Regions from separate parts of the Homo sapiens genome. Here region 2 is linked to region 1. Evidence: read pairs that join two places in POLR2A ChIA-PET (ENCODE). Cell type or tissue: Caco-2. All regions are shown on one strand. Links, peaks and the distances in the headings refer to the core of each region. The heading gives the core; the rest is flanking DNA. Region 1 overlaps ANO1 (anoctamin 1). Region 2 has its middle 86 kb from the start of FGF3.

What was found. ChIA-PET counts read pairs that join two places held together with the same protein. Peaks named below come from ENCODE experiments on the same cell type or tissue, not always from the same donor. Only the 100,000 strongest peaks of a DNase experiment are listed, where the experiment ranks them.
Region 2: POLR2A ChIA-PET joins it to region 1 with 5 read pairs; 3 of 35 experiments call an interaction of 5 or more read pairs at or near these places.

The regions. Positions count from the first base shown.
Region 1 is chr11:70,168,111-70,173,477 of GRCh38, reverse strand. ANO1 (anoctamin 1) reads right to left here. Exons shown (of 26, transcript NM_018043.7): 22 at 2,439-2,591. It overlaps LOC101928473 (a long non-coding RNA gene), which reads left to right. Exons shown (of 4, transcript XR_950276.3): 3 at 332-509; 4 at 1,134-1,327. Among named protein-coding and RNA genes, the nearest start is that of FADD, 33 kb to the left of the region's middle. RefSeq lists enhancers at 1,944-2,443, 2,444-2,945. In Caco-2, for the core only: no CTCF peak of the experiment used is centred there; no DNase peak of the experiment used is centred there.
Region 2 is chr11:69,902,468-69,907,834 of GRCh38, reverse strand. No RefSeq gene overlaps it. Among named protein-coding and RNA genes, the nearest start is that of FGF3, 86 kb to the right of the region's middle. RefSeq lists an enhancer at 1,760-2,261. In Caco-2, for the core only: no CTCF peak of the experiment used is centred there; DNase peaks (open chromatin) are centred at 1,366, 1,714 and 2,094.

The sequences.
Region 1 (5,367 bases), core at 257-5,256:
CTTCGGAGGGTTGGTTAGCTCATGGCTTTTAAAGCCTTTGAAATTTTTAAACAAAATCTCACAGGGCAGTTTAGTATAGAGTGTCTGTGTTCTGAGTCTTCATTACCTGGGTCACCCAGAGAAGAGGTGATGTAGGGAAGCAAAAGTGTCCAAACACAGTGCCATGACCTCTTACCCAGGAGCCCTGGGATGTCCCTCCCTACAAAGCACCAATGTTTCCAGGCCCCTTTCAAAGCCAGGGCCTTACGCAGTGCAAATGTGAAGCTGCCGGGTGAATCACTGCTATCTGATGGTCTTTGACCTGTGAAAATGACGATTTCATCTCTTTTAGTCTACAAGACAGCCAAGCGTAAGAGAAGCCAGAGTTGAAGTTATCTTGGAACCAGACAGTGGAGGATTGGTGAATTTGGTCACCAGTGGATGCTGGGCTTGCCACTAGGGGCCAAGGTGTGGATCAAGGAGCTTCCAGCCAGAACCGCTAACAACTTAAGGAGAAAACACGTACTGGGGTGAGATGATCTGAAGGGTGTTTCCAACGAGAATGACACAAATACCAAGGACTGGAGAAGCCCTTGGAACAATTGATAAAGCTTCCCACATTTTTTTTTTTTTGAGATGGAGTCTCACTCTGTCACCCAGGCTGAAGTGCAATCGCATGATCTCGGCTCACTGCAACCTCTGCCTCCTGGAATCAAGGAATTCTCCTGCCTCAGCCTCCTGAGTAGCTGGGATTACAGGCTCCCACCACACCTGGCTAATTTTGTATTTTTAGTAGAGACAGGGTTTCACCATGTTGGTCAGGCTGGTCTCGAACTCCTGACCTCAGGTGATCCACCTGCTTCCGCCTCCCAAAGTGCTGGGATTACAGGCATGAGCCACTGCGCCTGGTCAATTTCCCACATTTTCTTAAGATTATGTTTGGCCTACAAAAGCTCAACCCAAAGCTATCTTATCAAGCTGGTATGGAATCTTTATTTCAGCAAGGTGATATCCCCAATATGTAATTCAACCTTTTGTTTATTCCAATAATTAGTACGCAGGTGCTATTTTAACTAAAATTGTGTTAAATTTGAGATAAAATCAATGTATTTTTGTAATTTTGTTTTCACCCTGAAAATTGGTCCTACTATAAGACAAGATGGGATCACCCTTCCTGTGATGGCTGGCTCCGGTGGAAGCCTGCGTGGGGCTCCCATACCCCTCACCCTCCTGGACAGATCGTCACCCTGTCTCTGCTTAAATGCCTCTGGTAACAGGGAGCTCACTAATCCACAAGGAAGTCTGCTCTGTTTTTGACACCTCTGACTATTAAAGTTACTCTTTTTCTTTTCTTTTCTTTTCTTTTTTTTTTTTTTTTTAAGACAGGTTCTCTCTCTGTTGCCCAGGCTGGAGTGTAGTGGCATGATCACGTCTCACTGCAGCCTTGACCTCCTGGGCTGACATGATCCTCCTGCCTCAGCCTCCCAAGTAGCTGGGACCACAGGTCTGTGCCACCACATCCAGCTAAATTTTACTTGTTTTTTTGAGACAGGGTCTCACTCTGTTGCCCAGGCATGGGCATGGCTCACTGCAGCCACAACCTATGTGGGCTCACTCATCCTCCCACCTCAGCCTCCTGAGTAGCTGGGACTACAGGAACGCACCATCACGCCCAGCTCATTTTTGTGTTTTTTTGTAGAGACAGGGTTTCGTCATGTTGCCTAGGCTGGTCTTGAACTCCTGAGCTCAAGCTATGTATCCTCCTGGGCCTCCCAAAGCACTGGGATTACAGGAGTGAGCCACGGTGCTCAGCCCAAGTTATTCTTTACGCTGACCTTAAATATACATTCTCCCAAACTCACACCCCTTCTCCACATGGTCAAGGTGTCTTAGTGACGGGGTGAAAAAGCTGGAGTTGAGTTGCATCTTGGCTTTGATCCCTACAGGCAAGCCATGCAATGACTGGGACTGTTCTTCCCTGTCTACAGATGGGGGCTCCTTCCTTCCTTTTCTCTTTTGTGAACATTAAATGATGCCATGACATGCCATGTAGGAGGGCACTTGCTGAACAGCCAACACTCCTTTCCCGTTGGTCTTGCCCTGGCTCTGGGGGTCACACAATTGCTACAGGTGGGTGTCGCCAGCCATCAGAGAGGAAATGTAGTCTCTTGTACCTCCTAAAGCAGCAGGTTGTTGAGACATTCAGATGTCTGGGACCCACTCTTTCCAAACATCCTCTGTGACCAAGGCATCTTGGGAGGGGAAGGGTGGGGACAGGGCTAAGCGAGCCTCCACATCTTGTGTCACCTGCCCCCAGGCTCCACCCGGCAAAGGCTGAGTGAAGAGCCCCAGGAGGGACACCTGGCCAGCTCTGGCTCTAGCTTCTGGAGAGGAGCAACCCCCTCCCCAAACCCAGCACGCACTCGGAACCGGTTCTGCCGGCCCGTGGGGTCACTCACCGATGTCTTTGGCTCTGACAGCTACCGGCCTTCGGAGCTCAGTGACAAACTTTTTGGCGTCCAGGCGGATCTCGATGATGTTGTTCAGCAGCGCAAACAGTGGGGCCAGGGGGAAGGAGGCGACAAACAGGGTGACGAAGCCAAACTGGATGACTGCAGAGAGAGCCCAGTGCTAGTCAGCACCCCGTGAGCCACAGCCCATAAGGGGGGACTCCACCACCCCGTGTGCCGAGCCGCACAGGTCTGGCTGCCGCCCCACCTCCAACGAGCCCACCTGCATGGACCCCACCTGCAGATGCATTAGATGAGCTCTTGGGATGGACCCTCCATGACCCTGGGTGACCTCCAGGCCAGGAGTGGGCTGAAGGCAGAATTCCAAATTTTGCTCTGAATCTCAGTGTTTGACTCTTGAGTAACGGGAATGCTCCCTTATCTATGGCTAATCTTTTGTGAGATAGTCTCGATCTGTCACCACGCTGGAGTACAGTGGCACAACCATGGCTCACTGCAGCCTTGACCTCCCAGGCTCAATGAATCCTCCCACTTCAGCCTCCCGGGTAGCTGGGACCACAGGCATGCACCACTATGACTGCTTAATTTTTGTATTTTTTGTAGAGCTGGGATTTTGCTATGTTGCCTGGGCTGGTCTCAAACTCCTGAGCTCAAGTCATCCACCCAAAGTGCTGGGATTCCAGGCATGAGCCACCTCGCCAGCCCATGTCAAATTTTAAAAAATCATCGCCAAAAGGAAAAGGACCATCGTGAGCTCAAAGGCCCAGCCTGTGGTCATCCCCCTGCCCATGCTGGGAAGGGACGTGGCAGTGGCCCTGCTGCTTCCATCATGGGGGCTCCCTGGGACCTGGGGGACCTGCCTGCATGGCTGAATCTTCCAGAGCCCAAACTTCCCCTTGCATCAGGACTCCTGGATCCGGGTGGGGACCCACTGCCCAGGACAGTCCCTCGCCTCTGCCCCTGCGGCCCTCCCCCTGGGGATCATCCCACCCGGGAGCTGCCTCTGGGGCTTCTCTGGCTTTGGATGCTGCATCCAGCATGGGGCTAGGCTCTAGGAGAAGGTCAGGAAAAGGTTTCTGAGTGGAACTGAGCAGGAAAGCTGGTTCGGGAACTGCACAGCAGGACCCAGTCCAAGGGCGTTTGGTGCCAGGCGGTAAACAAGGAAGCCAGCAGAATGTCACCGTGTGCCTGGCGGGCTGAGTGTGGGCATTGTTAGCATGTGGGGTGGGCCGTGCGGGGTGCCCTGAGTGTGAGCACTGTTAGCAGGTAGGATGGGCCATGGCGGGGAATGGCCTGCAAGTTCTCTCCCTGGGCTGTCTTGCTAGCCCTGGCAAGGTGGGCTGAGTGGGAGGCCTCTGGTCCTGCCTGAGGCCCCTGGAGGGGATGAGGCATTGCTTATGTGGGGCGGTGTGTGCTGTGCATGAGGGCCAGGGGCTGCTGAGGCCTGAGGCTGTGGGTCACTCAGCAGGGTGGGCTTCCTCACTTCCGAGAGGCGCTGCCTACTCTGGCACTAAGGGTATGACCAGGGAGCTGGAGGCGCTGCCAGGGCTGGGGCCTGGGAGGGAGGGTGCAGGGGGGCGGGGAGGTGGGGCATTTCCAGATGAGCTTGTTCTCCCCATCTATCCACATCTGTGGCTTGAGACTTCCTGGGAGGAGCAGACTGGCAGCCCATGGGGTGGGGAGAAAGTCAGTGGGTGTGGAAATGTGCCTTGGTCAGTGGGGGCAGTGTGGGGAACGGGTGAGCCACTCCCCGTGTATGTGGGCAGGAGGCGCCTGCTCCAGAAGTCCCCTTTGTCCAAACCCGTCAGGAACTCGGGACGTGATGTCCAGCCACTAGGAAAATAAATCCAGGGAAGGGGCTGCCACTCTCGCGGCCCACTGCAGGCTGTGCTCGTGTCTTGGGCTCTATTCTCCCTAGGGTTTCCTGTGGAAGGAGCGACCCTGCAGGCAGGGGAAGCCACCTCCCAGACCCCGTCCCTCCTGGCCACATGGCCAATGCTGAGTTTAAACAGCTGGGAGCCATTTTCTGCCTACCGGCCTGACCCTGGTTCAGCTTGGACTTTATTCCAGGAGAAAACAGAGAGGAGCCACAGAACGCCACACTGAAGATTCCTCTCCTCCTGAGTCAATGGCAAGGTGCTCCTTGCACGATTGTCTGGGGAGCCAGGAGCGACATATGTGGACAATTCGGCTAACAGGAGGGGCAGACGGCAGCACTTGTGGTGAAATTAAACAGAAACGCTCCCCACCCTCTAAGGTGCCCTTACCCCCAGGCCCTTTTTAAAAATGCAGCCTGCCAGGTCTCACCTCCAGCAGACCAGGAACAAGCCTGGGAACGGGCATTTTAGAGAAGTTGACCTTGGTGGCCAGGGCACTGCATGCTGGGACCCCCCCTCTGCAGGAGTCTTCCTGACTGCCTTTGTTCATCCATTCAGTCAGCAAACACACATTGAGCACCCACTGTATACCTGGACCTGCTCTAGGGGTAGGGCTATGGGATGAGGAACAAGAGAGGGTGAGGCTGCCGTCCTACCGGGGGGAGACAGAAGAGGGATGACGGGGTGAGGCTGTCTGCTGGGGAGCAGAAACACCAAGCAGAGGAGGGGTGGGGGTCGTGGCCGTGTCGGGGAGGGGCTGCCCCTTTCAAACACAGTGATCAGGGAAGACCCCTCTGTTGGGGGACATTCTGAGTAGAGCCTGGGAGGCAGGGAGAGAGTGAGCCATGCAGGTATTTGGGAGAGGGCATTCCAGCAGGGCACATCTCGTGCAAAGGCCCTGGGGCGGCCTGAGCTCCACGGGGCTGGGGAGCAGCAAGGAGGCCAGCATGTGCAGAGTGCAGGAGGCAGGAGGGAGAGGTAAGTGACCAGGTCAGGGAGAGTCCAGAGCTGTGCGGACCACACCTGGCCTCTTCCCAGTT
Region 2 (5,367 bases), core at 218-5,217, 270 kb after region 1:
TGCCTCTAGTCTCTGAGCTCCAACTGTGGCCCGAGTGGCTGCAGGGGCCTCCTGCCTGCTTCCTCTGCTTCTGGCCCGCCCCTTCAGTCTACTCTACCCAGCGGTGAATTCATCTCTCAAGCAAGATGCTAGGCACGGCGTGGTGGCTCACACCTGTAATCCCAGCAGTTTGGGAGGCCGAGGTGGGTGAATCATCTGAGCTCAGGAGTTTGAAACCAACCTGGGCAACATGGCAAAAACCCGTCTTTACAAAAAGTGCAAAAAAATTAGCTGGGCATGGTGGTGTGCACCTGTGGTCTCAGCCACTCAGGAGGCTGAGGTGGGAGGAAGGCTTAGCCTGGGAGGTGGAGGTTGCAGTGAGCTGGGATTCCTCCACTGCACTCCAACTTGGGTGACAGAATGTTGTCACCTGTGTGAAAAAAAAAAAAAGCAAGATGCCTAGCCCATAAACCCATCCTGTTTTTCTTGGGCTCAGAATCCCCCAGGCTCCATCCCACTGGCTTCACAGCCAAAGACATACCATGACCAGTTACCTGCCCCTTCCACCTCCTCTCTGGACCTGGTACTGATCCCTCACCTTCTGTCCCTCTGGCCTCCTTGCCATTCTCTGCACACACCAGCTCCTGTCCCAGGGCCTTAGCTCATGCCGTGATTGTGTCTGGACCCCAGAATCTCCACATCTCACTCTCCCATCTCTTTTGGGTCTTGACTCAGTTGTCGCCTGCCTTGGAGAGGCCTTTCCTAGCCACACGATTGAAAATTGAGTTTCCACCTCCACCCCAGACGTGCCTGTCTCCATTCCCTACTGAACCTTCCTGCTTTGTGTCATCACCATACATTTTACTTATGTGTTAGGTTGGTGCGAAAATAATTGCAGTTTCTGCCATTAAAAGTAATGGCTGTTAAAAGTTTTTGCCATTAAAATGAATGGCAAAACAGTTTTGTCATTAAAAGTAATATCTTGTTTGTTGTCTGTTTAGATCTCTATTGTGTCCCCAGCACACATGCCTGGCACATAGTAGATGCTCAGCAAATATTTGTTGAATGAATGAATCTAATGGTTGCAGCCTGTTTCAAGGACTCTCCCCGCTTGGAAGATGAGAAAGCTGTGACTCAGAGAGGTGCAGTGACCTGCCTGTGGTCACAGGGCAGTAAGTGACAGGACAGGACAGGAGCCAGGCTCTTGGCCTTCAGCTCTGCTCCTTCTGGGAGGTCCTGAGGCCACAAATCCAGAAACTGACCCAGGCTCCCATTATAATCTGATTCTCAAAAGCAGACAGAGCAAACAGACCCCCGGGGGCCCTAGGGAGGAGGTGGAGGTCTTGGCAGCTCACAGGGGCCTGGAGTTAGAAACCGCTCTCCAGACCCCAGGGCTTAACCAGGCACCTGCCGGTTGCCTCACCCTACAAACATCCTGGGGGGAGGGGGAGGGGGAGGGACCAGGCTCCTAAGACCTTCTATGAACTGTGACACATGGGTTGGCCCATGCTGGCTGGCCATGGGACCCTCGACGCTGCCCCCTCCCCTCCTGTGGTTCCCCATGGCCATCCTGCCAGGCGAGGTGGCTGCAAACTTTCTGCTCATGTTACAGGTGAGGAAACTGAGGCTCAGAGGACAGTGGAGGCACAGTGTGAAGATCTGATTCCAGCCTCCCAGCTTCCAGTGCAGGACTTGGCCCACCCTCTCAGGCAGGACCTTAGAGACTGGGCTGGTGAGATCAAAGTGTGTCCGGTGTGGGGCAGATCAAATGGGCAAACAAAAGAAGGTGTGGGGGCCACCTGGGGTTTCCCTCCTGAAGGCTCCTCTTCTGATCACTTCTGGCAAAAGCCCCTTGAGACCACCACAGCCTCCACTCAGGCACCCACCCATGCAAGATACCCACAGCAGCTGCAGAGCCAGGGCTGGCATGGGACCAGCGCTTTAGGAGGAAGGAACCCTGTGCCCCCATGGCCAGGCACCTTCAGAGATCGCTCAGTGCTTCCCTAGAAGGAGCAAACTGCACTCATAAAAGCATAAACCAGTGACTGGCAATGAGAAGCTGTGGGAGATAAGGCGGCCCTGCAGGCCCAGATAAGCCCGCCGTAGCAGCCAGCCCCATTTCTACACGCGTGCTCCAGAACCAGGCCTGGGGTGGAGCAGAGGCCAGCTAGGCTTGCAAAAGATAAGAGGACAGACCCGAGGGCTTTCTGTGCCCACCACTCCCCTAGGGAACAGGGTTGTGGGACGCACAGCAGAAGGTGGTGGGATGGGGGCTGGATGGGGGAGGAGGACCCTTGAACACTGGTGACATTTGCAGTGCTTTCTCCAGGTGGAGGACTCAGCCCAGTGGGCTTTGTATGTATTTTTATTTGTTTTTTCTTGGTAGCCAGTGAAGAAATCACCTCAAACAGACTATGTGCATCTGGCTCACAGCTGAGTGAGTGGCTGGTCTCTGTTGTTCTGTGAGTCTGGTCTCTGCTGGCCTCACTCTGGGGCAGGCACCCTCTCCCCGTCACCCGGTAGGAAGCCTCTGGCTGCTCTAGGCCAGCATCTCCCACCTTTGAGTCCTGCAGAAGGAGAGCAAGTTGCCCCCACGTTTCTGCAAAAGCTCAGGGAGAGAGAGTTCCACACCTCAGGGTCAGGAATGCAGCCTGACCCAGGCCTGCCCAGAGGACACTGTGGGGATGGGGGAGGCCACACCATCCACTGGGACCTGGGGACACTGTGGAAATGGGGAGGCCACACCGTCCACCGGGATCTGGGGACACTGTGGAAATGGGGAGGCCACATCATCCACCAGGAACTGGGGACACTGTGGGGATGGGGGAGGCCACGCTGTCCACTGGGACCTGGGGACACTGTGGAAATGGGGAGGCCACACCATCCACCGGGACCTGGGGACACTGTGGAAATGGGGAGGCCACACCGTCCACCGGGACCTGGGGACACTGTGGAAATGGGGAGGCCACACTATCCACTGGGACTTGGGGACACTGGAAATGGGGAGGCCACACCATCCAGCAGGAAGTGGGGACACTGTGGGGATGGGGGAGGCCACACTGTCCACTGGGACCTGGGGACACTGTGGGAATTGGGGAGATCACACCGTCCACTGGAACCTGGGGACACTGTGTGGATGGGGGGGCCCATACTGCCCACCAGCACCTGGGGAGGGACAGTGGTCTCCATGAAAAATTGGGACGAGGTTGTGGGCAGCACCCTTGGATGCTGAGAGCAGACTCCAGCCAAAGCTACAAAGGTGAGAGATCCCCATGGAAGCCAGAGGCTGTGGGAGCAGCTTGGTGTGGGGAGCGGGGCTGATGTTGCTGCTCCACTGGGACCCCAAGCCCTGGGTTCTAGAGGGTTCTAGAGGGTGCTGGGTCAGTTCTTGCCAGGCAGCATGGGGCAAGGGTCGTGGCTCTGCCTGGTGTGGGTTATCACCCACCATGTCCCGTGTGCGCTTTGTGGTTTGACCATACATCCTGGGAGGAAGCTTCTCAAATCAATATGCCTAGGAAGATTGCCGGCTCCCAGCCCTAGAGATTCAGATGAGTGGGATGACGTGCGGTCCTGAGCTCACAGCCCCTGTGAGACTCTTTGCCTGGCTCTTGTCTTTATATTTTTTTTTCAAAGGTAGGGGGACAAGGCGAGAGGGAGTGAGGTGATTGGGGACGTGAAGTCCCCCAAAGGACAAGCCTGGCAATCACCACCAGTGACGAGTCCTAGGTCCTTTTTGTGTCCTGTGAGGTGGTTACTGTCCCCATTTTGCAGAGGAGGAAATTGAGGCTAGAGACTTGCCCCAGGCCCCTCATTAATACAGGGTGGAGCTGGGCTGCTCCCCAAGCTCCTCGGAATTCAGAGATCTGCTTCAGCATTAACTCTTTGTTATTTTGTTGTTGTTGTTGTTGTTGTTGTTTTGTTGTTGTTGTTGTTTTCTGAGACAGTGTCTCGCTCTGTCTCCCAGGCTGGAGTGCAGTGGTGCATCTCCACTCACTGCAAGCTCCGCCTCCTGGGTTCACGCCATTCTCCTGCCTCAGCCTCCCATGTAACTGGGACTACAGGCACCCATCACCATGCCCAGCTAATTTTTTTTGTATTTTTTAAGTAGAGACGGGGTTTCACGGTGTTAGCCAGGATGGTCTCGATCTCCTGGCCTCCTGATCCGCCCGCCTCAGCCTCCCAAAGTGCTGGGATTACAGGCGTGAGCCTCTGCGCCTGGCCGAGCATTAACTCTTGCACATTCTACTTCCTTGTCCATCAGAGGAAAAGAGAAAAAGAAGCCCCTTCCGGGGGCTGCCCACGGGTCACCTGGGCCTGACCTCCTGGGCTTCCCTGGAGGAGGCCTGAGGATATAGCATGTCTGGAGGCTGGGCTTTCTGGAGCAGCCGGACTGAGCCTGGAGCTGGCATGTGGCCTCCACATGTCCACATTCAAATTGTCATGGCCAACCGCCCTGGCAGTGAGCAGGGCCTCGAGGGGCCTCTGGGCTGCCAGTTCTGTTCCTAGGGTGAAGCCAGAGACCATGAAGGCCACCCCATCCAGACTCCCGTGCCCAGCCCTGGGGCTGGCGGCATTCCTCAGAGATGTGCTTAGTTGTCCTTAAGTAAAAGCAAACCATTCCTGTGTGGTTAGACGGAAGAAAATCACATGCTTCGGGAAGTGTGAAATTCTCCCTTCCTTGCACCTGAACCCCCGGACCACATTTCCAGAGACAAGGTCCTCCCTCCCTTCCTTTTTTCCTTCCTTCTTTCTGACAGACTCGCTCTGTTGCCCAGGCTGGAGTGCAGTGACATGATCTCAGCTCACTGCAACCTCTGCCTCCCAGGTTCAAGTGATTCTCGTGCCTCAGACTCCCGAGTAGCAGGGACGACAGGTGCACACCAGCATACACAGGTAATTTTTGGTATTTTTAGTAGAGACGGAGTTTCACTATGTTGGCCAGGCTGGTCTTCAACTCCTGGCCTCAAGTGATCTGCCCGCCTCAGCCTCTCAAGCTGTTGGGATTACAGGCGTGAGCCACCACAACTGGCCTGCTTTGTTCTTTTCTGAAGTAGTCAAAATTAAAAATATATTGTGAAAGACACCCCCTCCAACACACACCCTTTTCTGGCAGTGGAGGTAATCCAGGCATCTGTGACAGCTTCCAAGTCTGGGTTTCCTGGGGACGTGACCAACCGGTGACCTATTGACCACTGTCAAAATAGGGACACAAGCCATGGGGAAGTAGTTTCCCTTCACACCACTTCCTCAAGGGTCCATGTTCAGCGCTCTCACGGGTCCTCAAACACGCTCCAGGCACAGCCATCCCGGGGAGCACACAGCCAGGCCTGGCGCGCCCAGCTGTGCCCTCTCTCTGTCTTGCCTGACTTATCGAGAGATCTCTGGCTC